2 separate regions of the Homo sapiens genome follow, and region 1 is linked to region 2. A link is a loop called in an ENCODE intact Hi-C map of the cell type or tissue named here. Cell type or tissue: CD4-positive, alpha-beta T cell. All regions are shown on one strand. Each heading gives the region's core, and the rest is flanking DNA. Links, peaks and the distances in the headings are about the cores only.

The links. A loop is a pair of places that touch in the nucleus more often than their neighbours do. Peaks named below come from ENCODE experiments on the same cell type or tissue, not always from the same donor. Only the 100,000 strongest peaks of a DNase experiment are listed, where the experiment ranks them.
Region 1: it touches region 2 in a loop (1.9-fold over the local background); 1 of 110 quality-filtered maps calls a loop at or near these places.

What each region holds. Positions count from the first base shown.
Region 1 is chr11:95,666,854-95,683,659 of GRCh38, reverse strand. No RefSeq gene overlaps it. Among named protein-coding and RNA genes, the nearest start is that of FAM76B, 110 kb to the left of the region's middle. In CD4-positive, alpha-beta T cell, for the core only: no CTCF peak of the experiment used is centred there; a DNase peak (open chromatin) is centred at 8,829.
Region 2 is chr11:95,608,330-95,625,135 of GRCh38, reverse strand. LOC105369441 (a long non-coding RNA gene) reads left to right here and starts at 9,729. Exons shown (of 2, transcript XR_947931.3): 1 at 9,729-10,076; 2 at 13,146-13,454. In CD4-positive, alpha-beta T cell, for the core only: no CTCF peak of the experiment used is centred there; no DNase peak of the experiment used is centred there.

The DNA.
Region 1 (16,806 bases), core at 4,853-12,852, 57 kb before region 2:
TGTTTGTATATGCATGCGTGTGTAGGGGGTGGGCTTGGGTGGGTGGGTCACTATAATTGGCAGTTTCCACAGAATTGCATTCTCTTTTGAGGGGGTAGAAGCAGTTACCTGGAGAAGGAAAAAGGTATTTTAGGTAGACCAAACATCTACATTCACTGCAAGGATGAAGACAGTAACTAAATTGTTCAACTTTGGAAAGAATGTAAATAGAAAGTAGAATAATGATACAAAAATACAGGAGGAAAAAGAACAAATTTGTGGGGAGGATAGGAAATAAAAATGATTATCCCAATGATAAAATATTTCAAGATTATCCTGAATATTTGAAGTTTGTTGGCATTGTAGAATGTAGTTAATATTAAGATGTACTATTGAAAGTAGGATGAGCCTGGCATGGTGGTGTACACTTGTAGTCCCAGCTACTCGGGAGGCTGAAGCAGGAGGATCCCTTGAGCCCAGGAATTTGAGGTTATAGTGAGCAAGCTCTGATTGTACCACTGCACTCCAGCCTGAGTGACAAAGTGAGACCCTGTCTTTAAAAAGAAAATTAGGATAAACTAAAGTAAAAATGATTCGTGGATTAAAGTAATGGGTATTCATAGAAACATAAATTGTCTCAATTACCTGGTTTAAATTTTATCTACTTACTGGCTTAGAATGACATTGGGTGGATTTCCTGGAAGACTGAATCTTCAATGTGGATTTTCAGTGGATTTTTAGTAAAAGGGTATTCCATGAGAAAGAAAGAAGGAACAGAGCTGGGAGTCTGATCTGACGAGATATGGCTTCAAAGCTTTAAAAGCTGGCAAGCATGATGGTGAACTCAACCAGAATGACTAACTGTGATCCCACATAGCCAACCACAGGCAGCCTGAGCACCAGGGGAAATTTCCAGAGAAGACACAAAACAGCCTCATTTAGACTGAGGCTTATGCTAATGTCAGGAATTATACAAGCAGCACAATACAGGGAAGTGTGGCCTACGTTTGGCACTGTAAGGTCCAAAAGTTCATGGATTATTCTTTCCTGAGGAAATAAACAGTTGGAAATCAAATGAGGTAAAAGGAAAGTTACTCAGTGAGAGCAAAGCTTAACTTCTTTAGGGTTCCTCATTAAGTAAATCCATATATATAACCTCTGGAGATGGTAAGACTGTTATAAATATCCACTCCATCCCACCCTCTCTACTGATATAAGATACTGACATCAGTTCTTATCCTAAATCAAGATCTTGACCTACCTTCATAATACAGTAAAACACCACCACATGTCTATGTTGGTGAATTAGAGTACTAAAATGGAAACAGAGTGGGCTCCAAATCCTAGCATCACCACTTGGACATGACACAGTCATTTAAATGCTCAAGGCTCAGTTTTCTCATTTGGAGAATGGGGAAACCTAGGACTAAGAACCTAGATCTTCTATTGTTAATCCAGTGCACCTTCCCCCAAATAACAATATTTTTCTCTCAACATGACAATTGTGCAAACTGAATGAAGCATACACAAAAGTGCTGCATATAGACGGAAAGGGGACTGGCATTTATTGAGCAGCTACTATAATGCAGGCATTTGAGGTTCAAGAATGACTAAGACATGGTCTGCCCCTGAAGGTTATGCTAGACAGACTGACACCCTTTCCACCATCAAATGTCCACATCCTAATCTCCCAAATCTGTGAATATGTTAACTTACATGCAAAAGGAACTTTGTAGATGTGGTTAAGTTAGGATTTTGAGATTGGAAAATTATCTTGGATTAAATATGGGCAGATTCAGTGTCATCACAAGGGTCCATATGAGAGAAAGAGGGAGTGAGGAGAAGCAGAGGCACAGAGAAGGAGGTGTGACAATGGAAGCAGAGGTCAGAGTGAAGTGAGAAAGAGGCCAAGGCCAAGCAATGTAAGCAGCCTATAGAAGCTAGAAAAGGCAAGAAAATGGATTTTCTTCTAAAGCCTCCAGAAAGAATGTAATCTTGCCAACACCTTGATCTTAGCCATTAGACCCATTTTAGACTTCTACCCCCACGCCCCCAAATAGTAAGATGAATTTTTGTTGTTTTAAGCCATGAAGTTTGTGGTAATTTGTAACAGCAGCAATGGGAAGCTCATAACAGTGGCTTGCAATGTATGAGATGAAGGAATCCATAAACAGAAAATCTCAATTCAGTATTGTAGGTGCTATGACAGGGGTGAGCACAGGGTGCTATGGGAGAATAGGGCAGTGCTCCTCACGCAGCCCGTGTGTGTGTTAGAGTTCAAGGAAGGCTGTCAGACTTAGATGAGCTTGGTCATTAAGATATTTTTCTCTTGCCTGTGTCTTCAGTATTTCCCTCTCTATTGTTTTTTCCTATCGGCCTATCAATAGGATCCCAAATATATAATCTCCCATTGTAAAAACTCTTTCTCTATCTTGGCTCTCCTTTTAGCTGTCTCTGTAAGGAGCTATGAGTAAGGAGGATGGGGAGGTAGTCAGGCCTTACATGCTGTATAATGTGCTTGGTTTTTTTTAGGTAAGCAATGGGGAGCCATGGAGGGATTTTGAGTAAGGGGTAGATATTTAGTTTTAGAAATATCACTCTGACAGCATATGGAGGAGGATTTGAAAGGAATACTGAGTCTGGGAAGCCTGTTGGAAGCATTCCTCACCTGTAAAACAGGCATGATAAATATTGCTGTCTCTCAGAGTTGTGTGAATTAAATAGAAATTGGAAGAAATACCTTCAAAGACTATACATACAGGACTGTGCAAACAAGGGTTCTTTTGTTTTACCAAGAAGTGCTTTGTTACTTCTCAGGAAATATATATTTCTATTCACCCTCTTGTGTAGAATCATAGAATATTTGAGCTGGGAAGTATGTGAGCTGGAAAGAATCTGAGAGCTCTTAGATGATGCAATCATTTTATTTACACATTGGAGCTTGGAGGCTAAAAGAATTTAAAGCAACCTGCCAAGAGCATAGAGAAGAGTCAGTGATAGGGTGGGAGCTGGAACTTAGAACTCCTGATGTCTAGACTAGGACTTTTCTCAGTACACCAAGGCTTCTCAAGCTGTTTTTCTCATCCCATGAGATGATCCTGCAGTGGAGGGAGAAACTATTATCAAAGAATTTTGAGATAACAGGAAAAGAGAATGAGAAAATCTCAGAAAATGCAAACGGTTGCATCTTTTACTTCACCACGTATATTAATATCTTAAAAGTTTCTAAGAACACCTGTCCTAAAGAAACTTGTTTAACTTGCATTTCTCAAACTTAGTTGACTATAGAAACCCACCTTTTTGTTTTCATTTTCGCATAAGTTCTATCAGGAGTTGCATGTGTCACTCTTTAGGGAACCCCTTCCTGCCCTCTCTGCATAATTTCTTTCAATTTCTCCCTTTCATTTTCTTTCCTTCTTTTTCATTGTTTGTTCACAAAATTCCCAGCAGGGGTTGAGGCAGCTTATATAACATGTTTTTCAAAAGACCTAAATGAGGGGGATGAGCATGTATTTACGGTGTTTACCACTCTCATTTTGTTAATGTGAATTCTGGCTTTCATTTTATTTAAGAAAAATCAGTGTTTACTATTTTCTCTCCTTCCTCTCTATGCACACTACAGGATTCTCTACATTGATCACTAAGCTGAAGAGACACTGACTCCAGTTAGAAATGAGTATGATTTAACTCAGTCTGATAAATAGGATACATTTTTTTGTGGGGGAAAATTTCCTAATTATATATGTTTACAATTTATAGTAAATATAATAATCAGGCATACCTTATTGCTGTTGCTTAATCATACCATTTATACAGTACTTCCACATTTTTTTTCCATGCTCCTAGTGCCAATATCCTAAAGTCAGCAGAATAGCTACTTTATATGCTCATGTTACAAATGGAAGTCTGTGGCTCAGAAGGATTACTGACTGGTGCTAGTGACCAGAGTGTGGCATGAGGGGGAGAAGATATGTCTTATCCATATTGATCTAATGGTATTGATTTGAATACCTACAAAATGGTTCATAAAGGAGTTTTAAAATTTAACTTCCTAAAGAATTGACTCACACAATTGTGGAGGCTGGGAAATCCAAAATCTGCAGGGTAGGCCAGCCAGCTGGTGACCGAGGGAAAAGCTGATGTTGCAGCTCAAGTCCGAGGGTGGTTGGGGCAGAATTCCCTCTTCCTTTGGGATCTCTGTCTGTTTATTCTTAAGGCCATCAACTGATCAGATGAGGCCCATTCATGTTATAGAAGGTAATCGGCCTTACTCAAAGTTTACTGATTTAAATGTGTAATTGACTTAAATCTCATCTAAAAGTAGCTTAACGAAAAGCATTTAGACTTGTGTTTGACCAAATGTCTGAGTACAATGGCCTAGGCAAGTTGACACGTAAAATTAACCATCACGTCAAGTAACTGATGTTCATGAGTGACACACTCCCTCAAACTAGACCGAGTGAGTGTTGTGTCTCCTGAGGGCCAAAGTCCTCTTTGCTGTTTCCCAGTAAAGAACCAAGAATGGTGAGGAAATAATGCCAACAGTGAACAGGATAGAGAGAGGCTTATTCTAAAAGCTTGAGTCAGAGTGGTCTAGAATGAGATATTTTATTTTAAGGAGACCAGATATTGTCTAGTAAGGTTGATGGTTACCACCCAGCTTCAAAAACTATCAGAGCTGGGGTGGACCCTATAGTTTTCTAGCTCTGCCCCTTCTACAGAAAGATGAAGTGAAGGGACTGAGGCCCAAGCCAAAGGCCTTCTTTAAAGAAAGACTGAGGGAAGTCAAGTCCTCTGAGTCCTTGTCCAATGCCACTGATTTTAAAATACTGAATTCCATGGGACTCTTCAGTGACATTCTGGGGCTGGCCATTCACTGGTGATATAACGCAGTCAGGCAGATCTTAATGGAAGGGGAGTCATTAGAGGATCTGGCTAATTGACTATTTGAATTAACAATGTCTTCAGTTGGAAAACTAATGAGAAACAAGGGGTGTTGGAAAAGGGTCTGGCTGAGCTTTATTTTGTGTACAGACTAAAATGAGGTTTTCCCTAAATGACTATTTTCTTTACCAGAATCACTGTTCACATGGCAATCTAAAAATTTCTAAATATTAGCTAAACTAAGATGTTAATAGTTGAGAAATTAGGAAAAGTGTGATAAAAGCCTATATATAATTTTTAGGGCTGAGAAAATTATTTAGAAACCACTGTAAACAAGTGTTTTTGAGTCTGTATATAAGATTACTGAGTTATTCAACTCTATTTCATGCCACATAGCAACACTGGTCTTTTTTTCCCTATATATTTATTGATCATTTATGTTTCTTTCATGTGACTTTCTTACTTATGGCTTTTCTTAAAAAAAACTAAGAAGTAAAAATTGTACATTTTTATGGCATACAATGTGATATGTGTGTGTGGGTGTATATGTATATTTATATGTATGTATATACACACCCATGCACACATTGTGGAAAGATTAAATCAGCCATTTATCATACGCATGATACCTCACATACTTATCTTTTTTGTTTGGTGAGAGCACTTAAACTCTACTGTACTAGCAATTTTCAAGTACACTGCATATTGCTGTTAACTACAGTCATCATGATGTACAATATATCTCTTGAACTTATTCCCCCTAACTGAAATTTTGTGTTCTTTGACCAGCATCTCCCCAGTCCCCCACCTTATGGCCTCTGATAACCACAATTTTCTCTCTGTTTCCATGAGAGTGACTTTTTAAGATTCCACATATAAGTAAGATCATGCAGTATTTTTGTCTTTTTATGCCTGGTTTATTTCACTTTTTAATGTCCACCAGATTCATCCATGTTGTCACAAATGACAGAATTTCTTTGTTTTTTAAGGCTATTATTCCACTGTGTACATATACCACATTTTCTTTATCCGTTCATCTGTTGATGGACACTTAGGTTGATTCCATATCTTGGCTATTGTGAATAGTGCTGTGATAAACACGGGAGTGCTGATAGTACTTCAAGACATTGATTTAATATCCTTTGAATATATACCCAGAAGTGAGATTGCTGGATCATATGGTAGTTCTATTCTTAATTTTTTGGGGAATCTCCATATCATTTTCCATAATAGTTGTACTAATTTACATTCTCACCAACAGTGTACAAGAGGTTCCTTTTCTCTACATCATCACCAACACTTGTTATCTTTTGTCTTTTTGACAGCAGCCATTATAACAGGTGTGAAATAACATACCTTTGTGGTTTTAATTTGCATTTCCCTGATGATTAGTGATGTTGAACATATTTTCACATACTTGTTGGCCCTTTGCATGTCTTCTTTTGAGAAATGTCTATTCAGGTCCTTTGCCCATTTTTAATTGGGTTTTTTTTTACTATTGAGTTGTAAGATATATTTCTTATATATTGTGAATATTAACCCCTTATCAGATGTATGATTTGCAAATATACTTTTGTATTTTGTTGGTTGTATCTTCACTGTGTTGAGCAGAAGCTTTTTAGTTTGATGCAATCCCCTTTGTCTAATTTTGCTTTTATTGCCTGGGCTTTTGGGGTGAAATCCAAAAAAATCATCCCCCAGACCAAGATCATGGAGCTTTTTCTCTGTTGCCTTCTAGCAGTTTACACCTTCAGGTCTTACATTTAAGTCTTTCATTCATTTTCAGTTGATTTTTGTAGATAGTGTGAGTTAAGAGTCTAATTTTATTCTTCTGCACGTGGATATCCACGTTTCTCTGCACCATTTATTGAAGAGACTGTCCTTTCCTTATGGTGTGTTTTCGGCATCTTTGTTGAAAATATTCAATTTCTTGAGCATTAAACTCTCTCCTATCTCAAGGCCTCTGTAAACTCTTCCTTCCTTGCCTAGAATCCACTCTGGCTCCTTCTCATTCTCTAGGACTTAGGTTAAATGCCATCTCCATCCTATCTAAATTAGGCCCCAAGTTGTTATTCTCTTTCACACCACCTGTTCTGTTTCCTTCATGGATCTTATCACAATTTGTAATTATATGTCTGTTGGTTGTCTGTCCCCTTGCACCCGACAGTAAGTTCCCTGAGAACAGGAACTTCATTAGGCAGGGAAAAGATGACACACGATCGAAGGACACTTTGAGCATGGCTTAATTTTAGGGGAAGTTACACTGGTCGGGGCAAGATATAGAAACACCCACAGGGGATGATTCAGTACCTTAGAACTAGTAAGAGTGGGGCCATTGCCACCCTAGGTCTCTAGGGGTAACACAAGAAGGCAGTCACTGGATCTGGAGGGAGAAATTCATGTGCAGAGGAGCATCCTGGGCAGAGCAGCCCCTTTTGAGAGATGTGTCATGGTTGGCTAGCAGAGTTGGCTGTAGATCAGCCAACCAAGCTGACTCCACGGAGAGGGGGCCGGGTTCACAGATACCCTTACTTCATTTTCCTTTATCCTTCCTAATTTCTACTGGGAACCTGAGGGCAAGGAAACCCACTGATGTCATCTGGCAGAGAGGAGGGTGAGAAAGGTGGAGAGAGGACATGAAAGACGTCTAGTACAAGAATCATGCCTATTAATTCACCTTTACCCCCAGTGTTGAGCACAGGGCACTGTTTATCATTCTTTATCTGCATTTATTCATAAATGCTAATAGATGAAAAATAAAACAAATTTGTTTCCTAGTGTCTGTTTTATTACACGTTCCTTCTCCAATTCTCATTATTTTTAAGAAGATGCTGCTGCTATTGGCCTGATTCAAGTTAATTTGAGCACTTTTAAGTAGATGGGCCTTCAAGGTTTGTCTTTGTTTGAGGAAGGAGAACTTAATGGAATAGACGGTAGCAACCACACATTAGGGAGCCAGCCAGAGGCTGCCAAAGCTAGAAATATTCTTTGAGGCTGCCAAGGCTAGAAATATCCTCGCCCTTTAGAGAACAATAGCTGGCTTTTAAATATTCTGGTATTATACTAGGAAATGAACACACCACTGGATATGGAGTCAGGATGTACACCCTTTGCATGGGAAGGAGGAAAGAGAATGACTGTTATTACTTTTGCTCACATCTTCCCAGTTCCTTTCCTCCATCCCAATGACAAGGAGATGATGTAAACTGAAGCAGCCACTTGGGACCCATATATGCATCCTTGTGTTCAGGATGGCAGACTGCTTACCTTTGGACTGTCCCATGACAGAAATAAACTTTCATCTTATTTAGGCCATTATTTTGTCTCTTTGTAACAGCAGCTCAGTCTACATCCTAACTAAAGTAGAGAGATTGCAGAGGATTAAGATAGTCAGGCTCCCAGCAGGGTCTGTTTTGAGTGAGTTTGAAAGTCTTTCAAAGAGGAATTCAAAATAGGAGAGAGAGTGAAATAGAAGTGGTGCCACTGGGAGTTTTAGTGTGAAGTTAAAAGGATGTCAATTACCATTGCTTTGTGGTCTAAAATAGATGTGAAGGAAGCGATTCATAGTGAAGGTGGCATGTGGATACTCTATGAGATGGCATTGGCACCCAGATATCACTGGAGCAGTTGGGGGTATAATGTTAGTGTCAGGAGTCAGGTGGCAAGTAGGAAAAAGGGTAGATGGTGGCATATCTGGAGATAGTTTATTTTGAGTAGGAGGGCATGGTTTCAATGTTCATTGAGCAGATTCTGAGTCAAAAAATAACTATAACATTACCTAGTTTCTTACTCTATTGTACCCCAGAGTGGTGACCTTGGAAAATTCCTGTCACTTCGCCTACTTATGATAGAAGAGGTTTAGGCCAAATGAAAATCATCGTGCTTTGGTTAAAGAAGGCTGAACTCAGATGTTGATGAGAGAGGAGGAAGCCTGGTTGCCCAGAGAGGCCTTGCTGGTTGGTGGGGAGGAGCAGAGTGCGTGTCACTAGGAACTTAATGTGCTCATTGCCTCAGACTTGACTGATTCTCTCTGGGGCTTAATCAAGATAACAGAACTCACAGGAGATGAATATGTAAATCAGAATTTGAGTTATTCATTTGTAAAGTAGCTATTCCTTTCCAGTGTCTGAATTTTATATAATTATCATCCATGCCCCCTGTTTCTGTTATTAAAGTACGTAGGAAACTGAGTTGCTGTATTTCTATGATTTAAAAATGTTACTGATAATTAGATTACACCATGGGTTAATTGATACTTTTTGGAGAACAAAATTAATACCACATTAAATGTGCTCGTTGGAAGATGCTTACAAATGTTATAAATGTGAAAATATATACATCACTTTTTAGAAATGACGAAATGCTATAATAATACAGTTGTTCTTTCATGAAAAGAGGTTCAGAGGAAATCAGGTGCACTGTTGAGTCTGTGGCCCCCAGACCAAAGGACCTTGGGAGGCATTTGGAAAAAGGAGTGCAAGGCTTGCCTTCCTGGGAGAGCAAGTGAGCTCCAGTGGAGAGAGGTAGGGTGTGTGATATGGACAAAGCATATTCAATTTGGAATAATTTGAATTTCATTTTAGTAACATAGGACATATAATTTCATTTTAGTTTCAAATTAACCTAAAGGAGAATGAAATTTTAATGTTTAAATAAATAGAATATTCTTTAATTCAATGAATATTTTCTTGCATACCTGTCTCATGCCAGCCACCAGGCTAGATGCTGGGGACACCATGATGAACTAGACAGTTTCTACCTTTATGGAGGTGAGAGCTCAGTGATAAAAGTTGAGATACCCTAGGGCAGGCCCTGAGGCAGCTCAATGAAGAGTGATGCCACCTCATCAGTGAATATTCTAGTGGCTACATTAAGTTCCTCTACTTGGGACAATGCTGAACCAACATTGACAAATTTTTGCTCTCTGGCCTTTTCCTAGGCTCCATGTGCATCGACTTCTTGTGTCTATATATTCATTCTGTTTCTAAAATAAATTAATTGAGATAATTTATTAGGTTTCAGGGTTTTTTTAATAAATGCAGTCATTTGTTTTCCTGTCTCTGATCTTCTGTTTCCAGAATATAATGTTCTATAAAGTGTTTTTTGGAGATAACAGATCATACCCATTCAGAACTGATTTACTAGTTCAACCTTCAAAGAGAAGTCTTATTTCCAAGCTCTGATGGGCATCTCAATGTCATCTCAACTTCAATGGTAGAATATGTCACTTGCCGTCAACAACATTTATTAAGCACTTACAATGTGGCCAGCACTGTGCTAGACAGGCAGGGTACAAAGATCAAAAGAGCATGTTTTTGATCTCAAATAGCTTAAGGCTGAGGGTACATGCATAAAATAATAACTAGCCCAATGAGCCAGCTTTTGCCAAATCAGGGCCATTGACAGGAGGTACTAAAGAGTCCTGTGGATGAGAATCATGTTGGCTGCCAAGATTTTGGTAAAGATAGGCTCTTGTTTTGCCTCATTTAAATCCTTAACATTACTCCCATTACCTACAAAGTAATAATCTATCTGGTCTTACCTTACTGCTATATGAATAATTCTTTTAGTGTGGATTAAATTTAGCTTTTATCCAAATTGGCTCTCAGTGAAGTAAAAAGGTATCTTTTGAAGACACTGTGCTAGGCACAACTTGAGAATACTGAAATGTAAGACATCTCTTACATTTAATACAGAAGATGTAAGACATCTTCTGAGCAGCTTTCAGTCTGATTAAGGAGATAAAAGTCCTAAAGTTAAGATATGAAATAACATAAAAATCTATAGTTAAATACTAAACTGTACAATGCATTTAGGGAAACTACCAACCTTGTTATTGGAAAATTTTAATTTAGCTGTCAAAAGCAAAGCATTTCTATTCCAATGGAGTAAAAGACAGTTTACAAGTCCAATAGGTCTCTGCACAAAGTGAGCCTGGGCAAGGAAAGGTTGGTTTGGCCATTTTTGGTGATAAGTTGTGGCAGCTGAGGAATAGAAAGTAGCTGTGTCAGGACTCAGGTTATGCTGAGGAGGGGGTTGCTCTCCTGATGTTCAAACAACCTAGACCTCTAAAGTGGGAGAGTGCCCTGCAAAGGCCATATCATGTGAGTCCCCAATGTCATGTACTTAGAACTCAGCTCTGCTTTCTACTTAAGTCAGTCAGGGTGGAGGGAAAACTGAAACCAAAGAAAGTGAAATAAAGAGTAACATTTATTGAGCATATACTACATTCCAAATATAGTATATGATAGTTATTTTATTTGTATGTTATCTTATTTTCATAAAAGTTTTATATGATACATGTTGTCATTCCCCTTTTACAGGTGAGAAAAGCAAAGCTCATGGAGTCTGAGTGACTTGTCTCAGGTCAAATGCCTAGGCACTAGAGTAGCTGGGATTCAAACTCATATCTTTGTCTCCTAAGCCTGTGCTTTTCCTACACCTTACTCAGGTGGGACACTGAGGGGACAAGTGTCTCTCCAGCGGCAACGTCTCATAGGCCATGCCTGCTCTGTAGGGCAGTAGCCCTGACTTCTGCCGTGCAGAAAGGAGAAGGAAGAAAAAGATGTTTCAGATTGCTTCCCTACTTCCCTACAGTCTGGCTCATTTTTTTTCAAACTACAGGTTTCTGCCAACAGAGAATACCTCCCATATCACCCATATGCACCCTATTTAAAATTGGAAAGTATTATTTAACTCCAGTGGAGCCAGTGAAGCAGCAGAATACAACATCCCCTTGTACGTTGCAGGCATACAGTAAACATTGAGCAGAAAAAAAAAAAAATCTCAACATACCCAGAAGATGAAACAGCTGGTGTTCATCAGCGCATTCCAGTGGAAAATTCATGAAACTGCAAAAAATTCTGTTTAATTCTCACTGTCACCTCTTGCCCCTTGGCAGTAACTCTTGAAGAATAATGACATGAAAGATATATTCAGTTTAGAGTTTTCCTCACTCTTTACCAACACTCCCCAAATTAAGAGTTTTTCTGCCCTTCTTCTTCCTTCTGATACAGGGCAGAAGCAGAGTTGTGTAGTAAAATAAAACACTGATAGAGTTAGGAAGGTCGGGATTCTACCTCTAGCTTGCTGGTAATAATTATATAATTTTGGGCAAGTAACTTTTGATTCTCTGGTCTCTCTCCATTATATCACCAATGAGACTATTGTTATGTTGGGACCAGTATTCACTTATACACTGCTGGTGGAAATGTAAATTAGTTTAGCCACTGTGGAAAGTAGTCTGGAGAGTTCTCAAAGAACTTAAAATAGAACTACCATCTGACCCAGCAATCCCAATACTGGGTATATACCCAAAGGAATATAAATCATTCTACTATAAAGACACATGCACGCGTATGTTTGTCCAGAACTATTTGCAATAGCAAAGACATGAAATCAACCTAGATGCCCATCAGTGGTGGACTAGATAAAAAAAAATGTGGTACATGGAATATGTTCAGCCATAAAAAAGAACACGATCATATCCTTTGCAGCAATATGGATGGAGCTGGAGGCCGTTATCCAAAGTGAATTAATGCAGGAACAGAAAACCAAATACCATATGTTCTCACTTATTAGTGGGATATAAACACTGAGTACACATGGACACAAAGAAGGGAATAGTAGACACCGGGCCCTGCTTACGGGTGGAGGGTAGGAGGAAGGTGAGGCTTGAAAAGCTACCTCTCATGTATTATGCTGATTACCTAGGTGACAAAACTATATGTACACCCAACAGAGACACTTAATTTACCCACATAAAAGACCTTCACATGTACCTCTTGAATCTAAAATAAAAGATGGAAAGAAAAAGAATTAAAAAATAGTAATAATATTAAGTATTCTAGTTCATGAACACAAAATGTCTTTTCATTTATTTAAGTCAACTTTTGATTTCTTAAAGCAATGTTATAGTATTTTACCTCTTTGGTTACATCTATGGCCAATTAATTTATGATAAGGATGCCAGGAGCATTCAATGGAGGAAGAATGAGCTTTTCAACAAATAATACTGAGATAACTTTATATCTACAGGCAAAGAGTAATATTGAATCTCTACCTCATGGCATATACAAAGATCAACTTAAGATGAATTGATGATGTAAATATGAAATGCAAAAGTATAAAATTCATTAGCAAGAACATAAATCTTTATGACTTTGGGTTTGGCAATGGTTTCTATGATATGACGCTAAAAACACCAAAAGAAAAAAATAGCTGAATTGGAACTCATCAAAATTAAAAACGTGTGAATCAAAGAATATTAGCAAGAAGATAAAAAGACAACCTAGAGAATGGCAAAATATTTGCAAATAATATATCTGATAAGGACTTAACATCCAAAATATATAAAGAACTCTTACAATTCAACAACAAAAAGATAACACAATTTTAAAATGGACAAAGGATATGAATAGACATTTATCCAAAAAAGTTATGCAAATGACTAACAAAAGCATGAAAAGATGCTCAACATTATGGAAAATGCAAATCAAAACTACAATGACTTACCACTTAATACCCACTTGGATAGCTATTAAAAAAATGAAAAATGGGCCAGGCATGGTGGCTTACGCTTGTAAGTCCAGCACTTTGGGAGGCCAAGGCAGGTGGATCACGAGGTCAGGAGTTCAAGACCAGCCTGGCCAATATGGTGAAACCCTGTATCTACTAAAAATACAAAAATTAGCTGGGTGTAGGCACGCACCTGTAGCCCCAGCTACTCGGGAGGCTGAGGCAGAAGAATTGCTTGAACCCGGGAGGCAGAGGTTGCAGTGAGCCGAGATTGTGCCACTATACTCCAGCCTGGGCAACACAGCGAGACTCCATCTCAAAAAAAAAAAAAAAAAAAAAAGAGAGAGAAAAACAAAAGAAAAAGAAAAATGAAAAGTAGCCAATGTTGGGGAGGATGTGGGGAAACTGGAATCCACATACATTGCTAATGGGAATGTAATATGATTCAGCAACTGTGAAAAACAGTTCCACATTGAATTATTATATGACCCAACAATTTACTCCTAGGTATATACTCACTAGAATTGAAATCATATACTCAAAAGATTACCTGTACATAGCAGCACTATTCACAATAGCAAAATGTAAAAACAACTCTAATGCCGATCAATGGATGAATAGATAAAAAATGGATAAATACATATTGTGGGGTATCAGTATGATGAAAAGTTATTCAGCCACAAAAAGAATAAAGTACCACAATAAGAATGCACCTCAAAAACATGCTAAGTGAAAGAAGCCTGACATAAAAGGTTACATATTGTATGATGCTACTGACATGAATTATCCAGAATAAATAAATACATAGAAATAGATAGATTGGCAGGTGCCAAGGGTTGCAGGATAGGGGGAATAGGGAGTAACAGCTTAATGTATATAGGGCTTCATTTTGGGGTGATAAAAATGTTTCAAAAGACGATAGAGGTAGTGTTTGTGCAACATTGTGGATGTACTAAATGCCACTGAATTTTCACTTTAAAATTATAAATTTTATATTATGTAAATTTTACTTTAAAACCGGTAAGAAATAAACAGGTCTTCACTTATGTAGTTTTTTAATTACAGGAAATATATTTTGATATAATTCTATCTTCTTTAAAATCCTTGTCATATGGAATTTATGGTTACAACTCTTAAATTGAAAGTTAACACTCTCCTGTAGATTTGAAAGAATCCTGGGGTATATCAGGAACATGTTGATTCTTTGACATGTATATACCTGCTCATCCTGTACATCTACTATTTATAATACCTATTTCAGTCTTGAAGCCTGCAACTTTTCAATTCTATCACCCCCAGCTGTCTGACCTCAGGTCTCTTTTGTTTCTCCATTTTTCTTTTTCCTTTAGTATTGTGTTTATTTTTCTTCTTTGTGGAAAACTGTAGTCTGTATAACTGCTGGGGGAAAAAAGACCTCTGATGGTGAGCTACCAAAATGATCAGGGTGGCAAAGACTGAGTGTAAAAAAGGAATTGGAGTTGGAAAGCCCACGGAAGAGTGTCTGATACTTGACATTGTAGAAGACCACAGTTCATGTGGTCCTGAGTGCATATAAGGCTCTGGTAAGCACCGTCTACTCTGATTTATTTAGTCTCAGTTTATTTTGATTTAATCATGTAGTAAACTTCCAACATGACTGAAAAATTCGATAGATAGATTCTACTATGCCACCAAAAATTGGACTATTTCCAGCTTGGGAACAGGCTGTCCAAAGAGCAGCCATCTTGGTCACACACTCTCTTTATTCCCTCACTCTGGCCTGTTAGTGTGATTAAACTGTAAAGTCATTTTTCTCTGTGAAGCTTTCAATGGCCACACCAATTGACCTCCAGCAGTGTGCAATGTTTAGAAATGTTTTTCTCAAGTCAAGTTTCCATTTTCTCGTTAAGTGCAATAAACTTGCCCAGAAAATGCTTCCATCAAACCCTAACTTTTATTCTCTGGGGCTTCAGTGTAGCACATTGTGTTGCTTATGACATCATAGTCTCCATGGCGACTCCTCAATGAGACTTCTCATGGTCAAAGGTAAAATAAATGCAAACGAAGTTCTGTTCAATCTTAATAGCCTTGGTTATTTATTATTGAGAAAGGAAGGAGTGGGAAGAATTGAATTGTATTACTTGAGGATAACCACAGTAGTTTCAAGCCAAACTTTTAAGAATCTCAATCAGTAATCTCCATTCTTTCAATTTCTTAATAAAAACTGAACCTTTTGAGGCTTACTTGGACAGGTATTCTGGGCATTGAGAAGTGAGAGGAAACTTGACTGAACATGTGAAAGAGGGCCCAGCTAATAAGATTAATACCCCCGCCATAATAAACAGGTTTCGGACTAACTGTGTGATCTTCAGCCAGTCAGTCAAATTCTCTGTGCCAATTACCTCAGGTGCTGAAAGGAAGAAAGTACTTGTTCTGGCACTTTTAGATGGTATATTGAGAAGATAAAATACCTGATTTTTGTATATTTGAGACTATGGATATTTTTGGAGCCAATTGGCAAGAATTATAGTTACCTTTGATAATCAATTGTATAACACATTTCAATTGTGGTGACTGCCACACCCATAATCTTTTCTAAGGAAATGTACCTCCTGCTAAAAGATGGATCTAGACAGCTGTATTTACTTCTATGTGACTCTGCCCCCTGCTATAGCCATTGACTAGAGGTGAACACCTAAAAAAGTCCATAATGTGTCCTGGTATGAAGAGAAGAGGTGAAGAAACCAGATTCCCTCTATTTGGAATTTGCACCGGAAAATTGTTACAAGCAGAATACAAAACCGAGAGTATAGATAGAAAGTAGTCATGAAGAAGGATCAGGACCATGGCGGATGGTGTCCAGTTGTAAGGAAAATAAAGAGAAGTATCAGGATAGATAATGGCTGAGTAGACATTATAAAACAGCAGATACTATGAATTCAGTAAAACTAGAGAGAGGATAAAAACAGTAAGTCAGTCGGTAGCGAGAGAAAGACTGTGATTGTTCCAGAGAGAAGTAGAAGCATGAGAAATTATTTATTCAGCAAACATTTATTAAGTGCCTATTGTACAAGGCTGGGCGTTAGAGATTCAATAGCAAGACAGACATGGAGCCCAAAACTGAACAGATTATTAATTTTTAAAATGTTGTAAGTGCTCTGATAGAAAAAGTATGGTGTACTGCAGGAGTACATAGCAGATACTGCTAACTTAGTCTGAACAGTTCAAGAAAGACTTCCCATTGGAATTGGTCATTTAAGCTCAGACCTAATTAACAAGTAGGAGTAATTCCGGTAAAAAGAGTGTTTCAAGCTGTTGTAAAGAAAACATGGTAAGACGTGGTAATGAGATGTCAGCAGCTTGCCAGCACCAGGATACATGTAATTCTGCAATTAATTCCATTCTTTTAAGATATTCTAAGCAAATCTATCTTTCTTCCGACCTATA
Region 2 (16,806 bases), core at 3,770-11,769:
AGGCTGTCCTCTGCAGTTTTAAAGTGAGAGTGAGATATTTTTACAGAGGTATTTTTGTTTTCCTGCAATACCGTGTACGTTGCTTATTGTATGAATTTTTGCTTCACACAATTTTAGAGGCTTCTACAAAACCTTAATATCCAGGTAGTGAGTATAAAGTGAGGTGCTTAATCGGAGGGGATCTTTAATAGTATTACACAGAGTATAATGTGGAATCCATGATTCTGACGAACAGGTTAAACTGTTTTTATCTTGAACCCCAATAATGATCTGATGCAAAAATCCTCAATATCCGTGTTGTGGTAAATGGTAGAATTTCTTTCTTTTGTTTTTTATTTTGTTTAAGGCTGAATAGTATTCTGGTATGTGTGTGTGTGTGTGTGTGTGTGTGTGTGTGTGTGTGTGATATGTATACACCCATACACACTGTATTTTCTTTATCCATACACCCATTTAAAGGTCTTACATTTAAGTCTTTAATCCATTTGGAGTTGATTTTTGTATATGGTATGATATTAGGGACTAATTTCATTATTTTCCTCATGGATACCCAGTTTTCTTGACATCATTTATTGAAGGCACTGTCCTTTCTCCATTGTGTGTTCTTGTCAGCTTTGTTAAAGAGCAATTGATTGTAAATGAATGGATTTATTCTGGGCTCTCTATTCTATTCCATTGGTCTATATGTCTGCTTTTATTCTAGTATCATGCTGTTTTGATTACTATAGCTCTGTAGTATATTTTGAAATTAGGAGAACAATGCCTCTAGTTTTGTTCTTTTTGCTCAAGATCGCTCAAGATGACTATTTGGAGTCATTTGTGATTCCAGATGAATTTTATGAATTTTAGGATTTTTTTTTTTGAGACAGATTCTTGCTCTGTATCCTAGGCTGGAGTGCAGTGGCATAATCTTGGCTCACTGCAACCTCCACCTCCTGGGTCCTCGTTCAAGCAATTCTCCTGCCTCAGCCTTGTGAGTAGCTGGGATTAAAAGCACGCACCACCATGCTCAGCTAATTTTTGTATTTTTAGTAGAGATGGGGTTTCACCATGTTGGCCAGGCTGGTCTTGAACTCCTGACCTTGTGATCCGCCCTCCTCAGCCTCCCGTGGTGCTGGGATTACAAGTGTGAGCCACCGTACCCGGCCAGGATTTTATTTTCTATGAAAAAAAAATTCAGGATTTCATTTTCTATAAAAAATGTCATTGGAATTTGAAAATGTTTAATAGAAATGACAAGGGAAGGCATCCTTTTCTTATTCCTGATCTTAGAGGAAAAGCTTTCAACTTTTCACCATTTGAGTATGATTTTAGCTTGGGCTTGTCATACATGGCCTTTATTGTGTTGAGGTACATTCCTTATATACCTAATCCGTTAAGAGTTTTTATGATGAAATGATGTTGAATTTTGTCCAATCTTTTTTCTACGTCTATTGAGATGATCATATGGATTTGTCCCTTATTCCATTAATGTGCTATATCACATTTATTAATTTGTGTATGTTGAACTATCCTTGCATCCAAGGGAAAAATCCTACTTAATCATGGTAAATTTTTTTTTAATATGCTGTTGAATCTTGTTTCCCAGTACTTTGGTGAGGATTTTTGCATCTAAGTTCATCAAGGATATTGGCCTGTAATTTTCTTTTCTTGTAGTGTCCTTGACTGGCATTAGTATAAGGATAAAGTTGGCCTTAAAAAATGAGTTTGGAAGTGTTTCCTTGTCAATTTTTTGGAAGAATTTAGGAAAGATTGGAATTACTTTTTCTTTAAATGTTTGATAGAATTTACTAGGTTATAGGCTTTTCTTTCATGGAACACTTTAGATTACTAATTCAATCTTCTTACTCATTACTGTTCTGTTCAGATTTTCTGTTTCTTCATGATTCAGTCTATGTGGATAGTATGTATCTAGGAATTTATCTATTTCTTCTAGGTTTTCCAATTTGTTTGCATATAATTGTTCATAGTAGTCCTTTATGATCTTTTGCATTTCTGTGGTATTAGTATATTGTTTTCTCTTTCATTTATAATTTTATATATCTGAATTGCCTGTCTTAGACTAGCTAAAGATATATCGATATTATTTATGTTAAAAAATTTAACTTTTAGTTTCTTTGAATTTTCCTATTGTTTTTCTGTTTGATCTATTTCTGTTCTGATCTTTGTTATTAATACTTATCTTCTACTGACTTTGGGCTTAGTTGGTGTTTCTTTTTCTACTTCTTTGAAGTATAAACTTAGGTTGTTTATTGAAGATTTTTTCTCATGTAAGCATTTATCACTATAAAATTCCCTATAAACTGCTTTTGCTGCATCGTATCAGTTTTGATATATTGTATTTTCATTCTCATTTGTCATCTTTCTCATCAAGATGATGATATCAATCTCATTAAGTTTTTTTATTCCTTATTTGATATTTTTATTGACTGACCCCTTAGTTGTTCAGGAGTGTGTTGCTTTGTTTTCATGTATTTGTGAATTTTCTGTGTGTGTTTGAGAAGAATGTGTATCCTGCTGCAGTTAGGTGAAATGTTTTGTATATGTCTATTGGATTTATAGGGTTGTTCAACACTGTATCTTTATCAGTTTTCTATCTGGATGATCTATTCAGTGTTGCAGGTGAGGCATTGAAGTCTCCTGCTATCATTGAATGCTGTTTGTCTATTCATTTCTGTAGTGTTTGCTTTACATATTTAAGTGCTTTGATATTGAGTAGGTATTTATTTATTTATAGTTACATCATCTTGATAAACTGATCCTTAATCATTATATAATAACCTTTTTAGTCTTGTTTTACAGTTTTTTGACTTAAAGTCTATTTTATTTAATGCAATTACTGCCATCCTTGCTCTCTTTTGGTTACCATTTGCATGGAATATCTTTTTCCTTCTGTTCACTTTCAGCTTATGTGTGTCCTTACAGCTAAAGTGATCTCTTTTAGGCAGCATATAGTTGGATCTTGCTTTTTAATCCATTCATATACTGTATATATTTTGATAGGAGAATTCAATTCATTCATATTTAAAGTAAGTATTGATAGGTAAAAATTTACTACTGCCATTTCGTTAATTTTCTGACTGTTTTGTAGTTTCTTCATTTTATTCTTTCTCCCTAGGTGTATTCCTTCATGATTTGATAATTTTTATGCTTTAATGGTATGCTTTATTCTCTTCTCGTTATCTTTTATGTATTTACTGCTGGTTTTCTCTTTGTGGTTACCAAGGGGCTTACATAAAACATCTTATAGTTATAACAGTTTATTTTAAGCTAATAACAAATTTAACTGTACACAAAAATGCTACACTTTAACATCTTCTCCCACGTTTTATGTTGGATGTCACAATTTCCATTTATATATATTATGTATCAATTAAAATTATTGTAGTTATAGTTTTTTTAATTTTATTATTATTATACTTTAAGTTTTAGGGTACATGTGCACAACGTGCAGGTTTGTTACATATGTATACATGTGCCATGTTGGTGTGCTGCACCCATTAACTTGTCATTTAGCATTACTATGCAGCCATAAAAAATGATGAGTTCATGTCCTTTGTAGGGACATAGATGAAACTGGAAACCATCATTCTCAGCAAACTATCGCAAGGACAAAAAACCAAACACCGCGTGTTCTCACTCATAGGTGGGAATTGAACAATGAGAACACATGGACACAGGAAGTTACAGTTATTTTTAATATATTTGTCTTTTAATTTTATACTAGAGTTAAAAGTGATTTATGCACCACCATTACAGTGTTAAAGTATTCAGGATTTGACTATATTTTTACCTTTATAATGAGCTTTATATTTCATATATTTTCATGTTGTTAAGAGTGCTTTTATTTCAACTTGAAGAATTCCCTTTAACATTTCTTGTAAAGCAAGCCTAGTGGTGATGAACTCTTGTAGCTTTTTGTTGTTGTTCTGGGAAAGTCCTAATCTCTCCTCCAATTCTGAAGGACAGCGTTTTCAGGTATAGTATTCTTGGTTAAAATGTTTTTTTCTTTTTGCATGTTGAATATATCATTTCTATTGTTTCCTGGCCAGCAAGGTTTCTTAGAAATCTACTGATAATCTTATGTTCTCTCATATGTGATGAACTGCTTATCTCTTGGTGCTTTCAAAATTCTCTGTCTTTGGCTTTTGAAAATTTGATCATAATGTGTGTTGTTAAAGATCTCTTTGTATTTAATCTATTTATATTCCTACCTTTATAATGGGTTATATACTTCATATATTTTCATGTTGTTAGAGTCCTTTTCTTTCAACTTGAAGAACTCCCATTATGATTTCTTATAAAGAAGTTCTTCGGACTTCATGGATCTGGGTGTTCATTTCTCTCTCCAGATTTTAGAAGTTTTAGTCATTATTTTTTTACAAAAGGCTTCTGCCCTCTTTTCTTTCTCTGTTCCATCTGGAACTTCCATAATGCATATATTGGTTTGCTTGATGTTGTCCCATAAGTCCCACAGGCTTTTTTTTTTTTTTTTTTTTTTTTTACTGTTTTTCATTCTGTTTTCTTTTGGTTCCTCCAACCGATTAATTTCAAATGTCCTGCCTTTTGCTCAAAGATTATTTTTTTCTGCTTAATTGAGTCTGTTATTGAGACTCTTTATGAAATTTTAAAATTCAGTTATTGTGCTCTTTAGCTTCAGAATTTCTTTTTTTATGGGTTTTTATCTCTTTATTAAATTTTTAATTTGTTCATATATTGTTTTTTAAGATTTGTTTAGTTGACTGTGTTATTTTGTAGCTCACTAAGCTTCTTTAAGAGGATTATTTTTATTGTTATCAGGAAGTGCATAGATCTTCATTTCTTTAGGGTCAGTGTTGGGTGAATGTATGTTTAGCATTGTTATATCCTCTTGCTGAATTGATCCCTTTATCAGTATATTATGACCTTCTTTGTTTCTTTGTATGGTTTTTGGCTTAAAGTCTGCTGTATCTGATATAAGTATAGCTACCACTGCTTGATTTTGGTTTCTATTTGCGTGGAACATCTTTTTCCATCCCTTTACTTTCAGTCTATATGTGGCCTTACAGATGAGATGAGTATCCCGGTGGGTCATATTTTTTTAATCCATTCTGCAAGCCTGTGTCTTTTGAGCGGAAAATTTAATCCATTTTTATTTAAGGTTATTATTGATATGTGAGGGCTTATTCCTGTCATTTTGTTGATTGATATCTGATTGTTTTGTATATACTTTGTTCCTTTCTCTCCTCTTGTCTATCACTGTGGTTTGGTGGTTTTCTGTAGTGTTATCATTTTCTCTTCCTTGTTTATATATTTGCTCTATTAATGGGTTTTATGTTGTGTGTTTTTATGATGGTGGATATTTTTCTTTCACTTCCAGACATAGGATTCTCTTAGGCATTTCTCGTAGGTCTAGTGGTGATGAATTCCCTTAACATTTGCTTGTCTGAGAAAGTCTTTTTTTCTCCGTTATTTATGAAGGATAATTTTGCTGAGATTAGTATCCTTGACTGACAATTTTTTTCCTTTTAGTACTTTGACTATATTATCCCATTCTCTCCTGTCATGTAAGGATTCTGCTAGAAATTTACTGTTAGCCTGATGGGGATTCATTTACAGGTGACTAGATACTTTTCTCTTGCTGTAGTTCAGAATTCTATTTGTCTTTGACTTTTGACATTTTGACTACAATGTGCTGTTGAGAAGACCTTTTTGAACAGTATATTTTTGAAGATCTCTGGGCTTCCTCAATCTGGATGTCTACATCTTTTGCTAGGCTTGGGAAGTTTTAATCTATTATCTTGTTAAATAGGTTTTCTAACCCTTTAGTTTTCTCTTTGCCTTCTGGGACCCCCAAAATTTGAATACTTGGTCACTTTATGGTGTCTCATATGTCATGCAGGCTTTGGTCATCCTTTTTTATTCATTATTTAAAATTGTTTTCTGGCTGGGTCATTTTAAGAGACCTGTTTTCAACTTCTGAGATTCTTTCTTCTATTTGGTTTTTCAATATTTTCTTGGACCTCTCAGAGCTTCTTCAAGATTAATATTTTGAATTATTTTTCTAGGAATTTGTAAATTTTTCCGGATTGAAATCTCTTGCTGAGAATTATTGTGATCTTTTGGTGGTGTCATATTTTCTTGCTTTTTCATGTTTCTCTTGTCCTTATATTGATATTTGTGCACCTTATGTAACAATTGCTCTTTTCAGTTTTTGGATTAACTTTCATAGAAGAAGGATTTTTCCTGAAGATATGTTAAAGTTGTTGGTTGGCAAAGGTACTTTAGCTTTGATTCTGAGTGCATGCAATAGTGTAGTCTCTGTATGATTTCTTCAGCTGTGAATAGCATCAGAGGAATCTGTGATTTCCTCAGTGGCTTGGCTGAGGTTGTTAGTAGAAGCTGTCGTGAGGCATTGATGGGGATAGGTATGCCAAGTGGGCCAGTTCTCAAGCCCCAGTGTATCAGTGGCAGGCGGAGTGTGCTTGACCTAGGGCCACTCAGTGGCATATACAGGCACTGGTGTTACTGGATCCAGGTGGGCCAATTCTTGGGCCTCCAAAAAGCTTGTTTGTGTACTGGCAGTTGTAGCAGTGTGCCAGTTGTGTGGGTGGGTCCTGAGGTCCCTGGACGTCATACCCCGCATGGGTGATGGGAATAGCAGTGGTAGGATAACCCTTAGGCTCCCAGGTGGCACTTGCTAATGTTAGCAGTGGCAGTGATGGGCTGGGCAAGGCAGTCTCCAGGTTCGTAGGTGGCACATGTGAATGGGTGTATGTGGCAGTGTTGGCAGCAGAGTGAGTGGGCCCATCTCCAGTTCCTGGGAATTAGTAACTTTTATAGTTCGTTTTCAAATGCACTTATGATTTCTTAGTTAAATCTCTATTTCATTTATTTATTTGTTTACTTATTTTAGTTTAGTGCTTGCTCTAGGGTTCACAAATTGTATATTTGCATTACTACAGTCTACCTTTAAATAACATATCCATTATGTTATAATGGTCTGAGAACCTTACAACAGTGTACTTTTGTTTTCTCTCTCTCATTTTTTATGCTGTTTTTGTCATACATTTTACTCTACATGTGTTATAAACTCAACAATATATTATTATCCTTCATATTTACACAGTCAATTTTCTTTTTTAGAAATTAAAAAATTGAAAAAATCTTATATGTTTACTCACATATGTATCATTTCCAGTGCTTTTTGTTCTTTTATGCAGATAAAAATTAGCATTTGGTATCATTTCTTCTTGCTTGAAGAACTTGTTTTAATGTTTTTTGCAGTACATGTCTGTTGGTGGTGAATTATCTTAGATTTTGGTTATCTAATAAATTCTTTATTTTATCTTAATTTTTGAAAGATATTTTTTCTTGGAATAGATTTCTAAGTTGATAGTTTATTTCTTTCAATACCTTAAAAGTATTGTTCATTTGTCTACTGACTTGCATAAGTAGCTAATGAAAAGTTTGCATTCATTCTTCTCTTTGTTCCTGTCTATGTAACTGTTTTTTGAAGGGAAGTTCTGAAGTTCTGAGTGCTTTTAAGACTTTTAAAAAATCACTAGTTTTCAGTATGTTGATTATGATGTGCTTTGGTATGGTTTTGTTTATTTTTACTCTGGGGTTCTTGGATCTATGCATTTATAATTTTTATCAAATTTGGAATAGCTTTGAGTACAATTAATTCAAATCTGTTTTCTAATCATATGTATGTTAACTGCTTGATATTGTTTCACAGGTTGCTAATATTTATTTTGGATAGCTTTTTGCTATGTGCCAAGTTTGCCGATCATTTCTTTGTTAGTGTCTAATTTTGTGTTAATGCCTCCCAATATATTTTTCATTGTAGCCTTCTCTAGAAGTTTTACTTGGATCATTTTTTATTATCCTCCATTTATCTCTTCATTACTTTCAAGTTTTCCTCTATTTTCTTGAACATGTAGAGTTTATTTATAATATCTGTTTTTATGTCCTTGTCTGCTAACTTTATCACCTCTGTCTTTTTTGTGTCTGTTTTTATTGGATGATATTTCTCCTGGTTATGTGTCAGACATTTCTACTTTTTTACATTTCCAGTATATTTTTATTGCATGCTAGACATTACAAATTTTACATTGTTCGGTGTGATTTTTTTCTCATATTTTTAAATAGGCTGAGACTTTATTTTGACAACCAGTTAAGGTATTGAAATCAATTTTATTATTTTGAGACTTGATTTAAGCTTTTAAAATTGCCACTTTAGAGCAGCCTGTAATCTGGGGATAATTTTGCTCTTATACTAAGGTGATGTCCTGAGGATTCTACTTAATGATCAAGGTATTATAATATCTTTCCATTCTGGCTAGTAAGAACACAAACTATTCTCAGCTTTTTATGAGGAGTTTTCGACTTCTTGCTTTCTGGTGATTCCCCAGTCTTTGTGGCTTCATTCTCAGGTCTGCAGCTAAGTACTCAATTAAAGATTCAAGGATACCTTTATGCAGATCTCCAGGGCTCTTTGATTCCTCTTTTCAACTAAGTGAGTCTCCTAGGCTCTGGATTCTTCCCTTTGAACCACAGTCTGCAAAGTGAACATCTGGGAATCTGTAGGGCTTACCTCATTTGTTTTGCTGCCTATTGTCCAATGTCTAAAAGTCATTGTTTCAAATATTTGTCCATGTGGTTCACTGCCTATGGCTTATGAATATCTGTTTTGCATTTCCTACATTTGGCCCTGTTCAAAGTTATTTTATCCTCAGTGTCCCAAATGGAACTCTATTATTCACTCAGTCATGGTTTAGACATCATTGACATGCCATGTGCTGGAAAGTTTGTGAGGCACTAGGGAAACAGAGTGAGTGAGACAGAGTCACTATCTTGGAGAGCTACCTGAGTGTGTGGGAAACAAACTTTTAAAATTATAATTGGGCTATACGGCTACAATGTCTGCTATTATGAGAGAATTAATGATGTGTCGTGGGAAACCAGAGGAGGAAATAATTAATTATAACTGGGTTGGGCTAGGATCAGGGAAGAGTGGTTAAAGATGATTTCACGTAGGAGGTGACTTAACTGTGGTACAACTCAATAGTCTATGTCTCACAAAAAACTAATAAGCAATGAAACAACTTTTTGGCATAAGGGTTATAACTGTTGGAATTCCTAGTAAAGTTAACAAACTTGAGCACTTAAAACTTATAATAATATAAGTATAATATATATTATAATAATATAATATAAAACTTAAAATAATATAAAACTTATAATAATATAATTTTTTCTCCCATACTTAAAATGGGAGAACAAAATAGATGAGAAGTGAAGTACCATGGCAAATTTTAAAACCACAGTTCAATAGCACTAAATAATTTTTGTTTGCTTATTCCCTTGAATGATCATTCCATTTAATATTCATGACAGTTGTAGGAGATAGTGTCTTTATTATCAGCTCTCTTTTGCAGATAAACTGAAGTATAGACAGGTTAAGTAAATTGCCATAAGCCCTGCAAATGCTATGTGGCAGAGTTTGGATTCAGGCTGAGGAGATTGTAGGGTACCAGAACTGTAGTCTTAACTGTTGTTAAAGCAAACTAAGTATGGGTCCTGAGGACTCCCTACTTCCATAGTTGAGTCCTTGTGGATGAACTGTAACCTAGTTTAATAGTTAGACAAAATTGAAAACCTGACTTAATAGTATGCACCTGTAACAATGGCTGAGTGTTGGCCAATCCCAGCAGCCAAACTTCAACCACTCACAGACTGCTGGATGTCCAAACTGCATTCAAATAAGGCAAATGCTGAACTGTGACCAATCTCACCGTTTCTATACCTCACTTCCGATTCCTGTATGTCACTTTACCTTTTTTGTCTATAAATTTGTTCTGACCACAAGGCACCCCTGGAGTCTCTGTGGATCTGTTGTGATTCTGGGGGCTGCCCGATTCACGAATCGTTTATTGCTCAATTAAACTCCTTTAAATTTAATTCAATTGAAGTTTTTCTTTTGTCAGTTGGTGTCAGAAGCGGGATCCGAAGTGGAACTTCTAGCAGCCCCCCAGGACCACTGCATGACCCACTTGTGTCCATTGATCTCTCAGAGCAGTTGGGGATCCTGGGTAAGCTCCCTCTTGGATTTCTGAGCTCCACGGATTTGTGTTTTCATCTCTCCAAGTTTCTTTGAGCAAATTTCTAATCCAAACTGGGTTTGGAGTAGTTACAGAAACTGGATTGGGTCCAGGAACAGATTTGATCTGGGAATTAACTGGCTTAGATCCAATCAGAGGCCTCTTACATCTGACTGGGTCAAAAAGGACTTGGTAGTAAGCAGTAATATTGCAGGGGTTACAAAATTTGGCTTTTGAAAATTCACAGGGATTTTTGTGTTATACCCCTTTGTTTCATTTTTCTTGCATGCTTAGGTAGGAAAAAATCATTGGCTAAGTTAATCAAGAGAACCTGAGTGTGAAGCCAATATTTTAGGTAAAACTGTGCTCCTTAATTTCTGGAAGACTGAATTCCTTCTGGCTTATATTTTAGGCCTGGGAGGCAGCGAAATCTTACAGAAATGGCAAAATCTTACTAAAGATAAATTACAGTGGAAGTGAACAACAATGCATTGAAGTACATTTAAAAAATGAGGGCTCTCAGTAAAGTCCGTTTTGGCTAAGAATGGATTTGGCACTACAGCATGTCAACTCAACTGCTATTCTCTTTGGGAGAATCTGCCTTGCATTCTTTGCCAATGGCTGTGGGTGTCAGGATGAGACATGTACAGGTTTGTGGAATATGGGGAACTTTTCCCTCCCTAAAAGGGGAAACTTGAGAGATGATGGGACTGCTGGAAAAGATCCCTTTGCTACTGAGAAGCAGCCACCTGAACTTTTCACTGTCACTGCAATGGGTGACTCTTTCTCTGGCCTCCCTGATCATTTCGCCTTCCCCACTCTGCCACAGGCAATGCTTTTCTCACTCTCCTTTCCCTTTCTTATCTTTTCTATTACTCAGGGAGACCATATTGCCCAGAGATCACAGGTTAAAACTCCTGGTCAGAGGTTGGATTAACAATGATGGGGCCCAAGCAGGGGCAAGTTTGAGCCTTGCCAGTTTGACATTGGGTGCTAATCAGAGTAGCTAATGACTATATTTTGTCGCACATATTTTACTCTGGCCAGAACAATTTTCCTTTATGATGTGGCTTGGCCCCAGTAAGATGGTGTAGCAAGCTGAGTCACTAGGGCCGCTCAGGAAAAGGGAACCCAGAAGCCTGGTGTGCCAGCAAAAGGGTAAGAATTTCTTACTAGTCAGGTTTCTGGCTTCTCTCTCTCTGTGCAAATGTTTGAATGAATGGTAAAAATCACTGTTTATCTCTATCTTATTTTATGTCCTCAGGAGCTTGACCTTGTAACCATGAGGCAGTACTTTCTTTTGGTCTCTACCTTCCAGAGAACAGGAATTTTAGGTTTTATGTCATAGTTAGCTCTAAAAATCATCTTGAGTAGTTAAAGCCCTTTTCAAGATCAAAATTAACTACTACAGATTTCTTCTGGGAAATATAGTAGATATTACTCTGTCCTGTAGTTAAGGTTTTCACTCTTCACGCTGATGGTCAGGGTTTGATTCCCTGCTTAGGAAGTAGGTCCTTTTTGGTTTAATATCTGCATGACTTTGTCTAGTCTCTTCTCCTCCATGTACTATCTTAAGTTTTCCTTTCTCTGAGCACCTGGGAGGTTACCTTTGGTAAAGTTCAACAGCCAGAAATATTGGCTGTTTGGCCTGGCTAAAATTGGGTAATAAAAAATTTTTAAAGGATGTTATTAAAGAGTGCTATGGTTAAAAGTCAGCTTAATTAAAAGCAGATATTCAAGCTCTAACAGCCTGGTCTCCTTGGGAAAAACAGGAGGCACCAGAAACCCCTTTCCTGGCCTTTTTTTCCAAGGGCTCCAACCTAAAGCCAATAATCAATTAAGAAACTTAAAAATTGACAAATGAAAAATCTTACAACTACTGTAGTAATATTCTTCTGTCTGTCTGTGTAATTATATATGTGTTGTGTGTAATGTTTATATAAAAATTCTATGTGTGAACCTATTGGCTAAAGTTAAATGGCATTATTCAGTTTTTTCCCATAAATTGGACATTGGAAGAAAAGGACAACAGAGTTTGCTTACAACATTGTCCTGCTTTGAAAAAAAAATTGTAAAGGGTTATAAAAGGTTTATAAAAATCTTACCATATGGTCAAACTAACTAAACTGAATAGATTTATAAAATGTTATTAAAAAACAAACTAGCTTTACAACTACAAATACACCAATGGAAATATAAAATTTTGTTTTCTCTTTTAAAAAGGATTTTTATGTAGTATTAAAAGATAACGAAACGTTTTCATTTACCTTTTAAGTAAACTACAAAAGAAAAAGGGGGAAAGGGAAAGAAAGGAGACAGAGTCAGTTGGCCTCATGCTATCTCCATTGGGTCTTGTTTGGAAAGCTGAGTCTCCTCTCTATCAGAATAATGTTTTTTCCTTTAAAAAATTTTTGAGCTATCGTTTTGGCTAAATGAATGACTTATAGTAACCTAAGATTCTATTTTGTAATATCCAATGTTTAAAATTTTGTTATTTAACAAACCTTTCAAAATCAAACTCTAGATTATCATGCTAAATTGGTCAATACTAAAATTGTTTAAATATGCAGTTTGAATGAACTCCATGGTCTAAGTCAAATTACCTCTGATAACCCACCTAAATTGAAGAAACAACTGGTATTCAAGAGGACATAAGCCTAGTGTTAAGCATGCACTCATGAAGAACCAGGACAGCCACCTTGTCCTTCCTGATTCCTTAAAGCTTTTGTTATTAAAGGTTCTGCATTCCATGACTTGTCATGGAAAAGATAAAATAACCCAAATTGAGTATATTGATGTGGTGACATAAATTGTGGAAATAGTTTAAAACCAATGTTTGGTTCCATAGTCCTGGGAAGACAATCAAAGCTTCAGGTACATTTGGCTACCTGATGGACCATTTAACATTTATAAAGGGATTTCATTCAATTGTCATTTTCAATGCATGTTTTCTGTTTGTATAAAAGCTTTCCCATGCAAGAGGGCTGATGTTACAACAGTAGATTATTGTGCAACAGTGTATTTTCACCTAGTAAAAAAATCTTTTCATGGTTCACTAAGGACAATCCCTTCATGATCTAGAGCCTGAAGGTAGGATCTTCTGAGAACATCAGAAAAAGACTATCTCTACCATCCACACTACAGCAAAACTTTGGAGCCTTGAACCTTGGGTTCATAATCTCACAATGGAGAAGGGTCCCTCCACACTCCTAGAACTGTACATACATTGGAACCCTTAAGGTAAAACTAACCAGGAAAGTTTCTCCCCAGAAGAAGATGGCATCCTTGATGTAAACTGCTTTTCCCAAGATCACTAATCAAGACTTCTACTATTGAGAGACTTATCTTTGAATATATTTTCCTTGTTTATGTCTCTGAACAATAGAAATGAAAAGGGGGTCTATTATGTGCATTTATTTATAGGGTGTATTTTTATTTGTGAGGGATTTTGCAGCCAGCCTTACACATGAATTACCATATACTTTAATAGATAAAAGATGAAGGCCCAATGTAGGTGAGAAACTTTGGGGGTACATATGTTGCCTCATAATCAGTCAAAACACCTCTTAACCCACATCATGGATTAGAGAGAACCTTGCCAGGAGACCTTCACTCTTCTAGAAGGACATCATTTGTTAGGTCCTTTTTTCATGGTTTAGAATAAAATAGGCAATAATTAGAAATGTCACCCTCACAATAAGCTCTAGTAGAATTTACACATCAATACATCAATACACAGACAACAGACTTTAAATTCTCTTGTGAAAGATATGCTAAATAATAGAATTGGCTAAACATAAAAGTACTTGCACAGCTACTGACAGTTGTGGCCTATGGAGAAGTACATCAAATGTAAATTATACAATTTCAGTTGCGGAGGATTAATGAAAAGACCACTTAGTCAAGCGAGTAGACTCTTCATCTAGCTCATTCTTTAATCTATTTAATTTTATGTGGTTTGGTTTATGGGGACCCTTGGTAAGGAGCATACTCCGAACTCTTGCATTATCCTCCCAATAGTTATAATAATAGTCTCTCTGGGGCACTGTACTCTCTCAAAGGTTTTAAATGTTTGCAAGCAGCCATCTCTAGAATGTCAAATGGTTTCTTTTCAACTGGAATGACAAAAGCTGAAAGAAATGTGTGACCATGAGGACACCATAACCTATGAATCACATGCTTAGACCAGAAACCCAAAATGATGGTAACTGAGAGTGGCGCTAAGGCCCTAAGTTTTGGTCACACTCTCACCTACGTGAGAACTTGGCCAAGGCCAAAAGGGTTTTTTTTTTTTTTTGGACAGAGTTTCACTCTTGTTGCCCAGGCGGGAGTGCAATGGCACAACCTCCGCTCACCACAACCTCTGCCTCCAGGCTCAAGCAAATCTCTTACCTCAGCCTCCTGAGTATCTGGGATTACAGGCATCCACCACCATGACTGGCTAAATTTGTATTTTTGATAGAGACAGGGTTTCTCCATGTTGGTCAGGCTGGTCTCGAACTCCCGACCTCAGGTGATCCACCCTCCTCGGCCTCCCAAAGTGTTGGGATTACAGGCTTGAGCTACCGTGCCAGGTCGGGGATTTTTTTTTGTAAACAAAATTATGGGAGACCATTATTTTGGACTGAGCTCATACACTAGACCCCAACAAACCAAACCAAACTAAAATGGAGTCACTCATGCTAAATGTGACATAATCAAACTAAGGCTTTAAGAAAACACATAGATTCTAGAACAGACCAGGTTTTGTTTTTCTCCTGTAAACAGGATGTTCCAGCATAAGGAGGTACCCTCTACTCAGTCCTTATTCCCTTCTTTCAAAACCCACTGTTCTACTGTTTCCCAGTGGATTTCAAAACCATTTAAGTACATTTACGATAGTGATAGTAACATCAATGGCCAAGATTTTGGTCAATCTCTCAAAACCGAGAAAATGACAAAAGGAGGGAATTGTTAAAGCAAACTAAATATGGTCTGAGAAGGACCCCATACTTCCATATTTGAGTCTTTGTGGATGAACTGTAACCTAACTTAATAGTCAGATAAAATTGAAAACCTAACTTAATAGTATGCACCTGTAACAATGACTGAGTGTTGGCCAATCCCAGTGGCCATACTTCAACCACTGATAGACTGCTGAATGTTCAAACTGTGTTCAAATAGGGCAAATGCCGAGTTGTAACCTATCTTACTGTTTCTGTCCCTCACTTCCGATTCCTGTATGTCATTTTACCTTTTTTGTCTATAAATTTGTTCTGACCACAAGGCACCCCTGGAATCTCTGTGAATCTGCTGTGATTCTGAGGGCTGCCGAATTCATGAATTGTTCATTGCTCAATTAAACTATTTTAAATTTAATTTGGCTGAAGTTTTTCTTTTATCACTGTTGCATTAGCTATCTTTGCTCTCCAAGTTCGATAATGGTTCATATCTTCTTTCTCAAACATCTGGTAAAAATCTTTTAAAATAACTCGAAACAAACACATTTTAAATAACTAGCTACATAAATAAAAACTTAAATACATGTAAAATAATTAGCCATATAAATACAAAACTCAATGGAAAGACTCAGTAACACATAGAACCATAATCTATTATTCATTTATGCTTCATGGAGTGGATTTCCTTTTAGAATTATCCTTGGGAAAACTGTTACATATGTGGTGCATGAGTAATCAAAGATATTCAAATAGGATAAATATGATACACTATTTTCTATTTTTCCATCTATCAAACTGATAAAGATCTGGACAGTATTAATAACTAATGTTAAAAGTGTGTGAGAAGAGATACTCTTACATATTCATCATCACATTGAAAATTGATAACATTTGGAGGCTAATTTGGAAATATATAATAAAAGTCTTAAAATGTTATTTCTTTTGACACTATAATTTATCACCAAGGAATATATTCTAAAGAAATGATTATAAATGCACACAAAGAATTATAAATTAGAAAGTTCATAATAGTGTTATTTAAAAGTGAGCAGTCATAAATTAAACAATATTAAAACGATAGAATTGGTTAATTATTATATAATACTTCTACTTGATTAATATTATGTAGTAAAAAACATTTATATGCCAATACAATAAATAGGGCATAATTTCAATTTCATACAGACCTACACACACAAGTGACTCTCAAGGCTTGTGCTTATCACATGTACTTATTTGTTCTCTTTTGTTCTAAAACTACAACCATGAATGTGAATTCTTTTTACAACCAGAATCACACACAAAAAATAAAAATAAATAAATCCAGCATCTAAGAACAGATTTGAAAATTTTTGAGCTTAGATAAGTATATTCAAGAAAAAGCAAGGAGGGTATTACACAATATTCTGCTACATTTATCAGTCTTAGGATGTCATGGTTAATTCAGAAATATCAGAATTATTAGAAATTTTCTTTGGTAACTTGCCCAACTTCTTTATATTTCTGTAAATGTATCTATGTAGATGGTTAAGCATCTTGATTTAAAAGATAAACGGTTTCATCAATCACATAGAAGTTTCATTCACATAATTTCAAACATTCAGGTATTTGGAAATCTATTGATATTAAATGATGAGGTTTTCTTCTGATGATTCCTTTTGTCCTCCCTGACCATCCTGATTGGGAAATCCCCATTTCAGGCATTTGTGGAAAGAGGGCTGTGGCAGAACTCCAGAGAACAAGGGAGTCAATTCTTAGCTTTTGAATTCAAAATAGAGTTT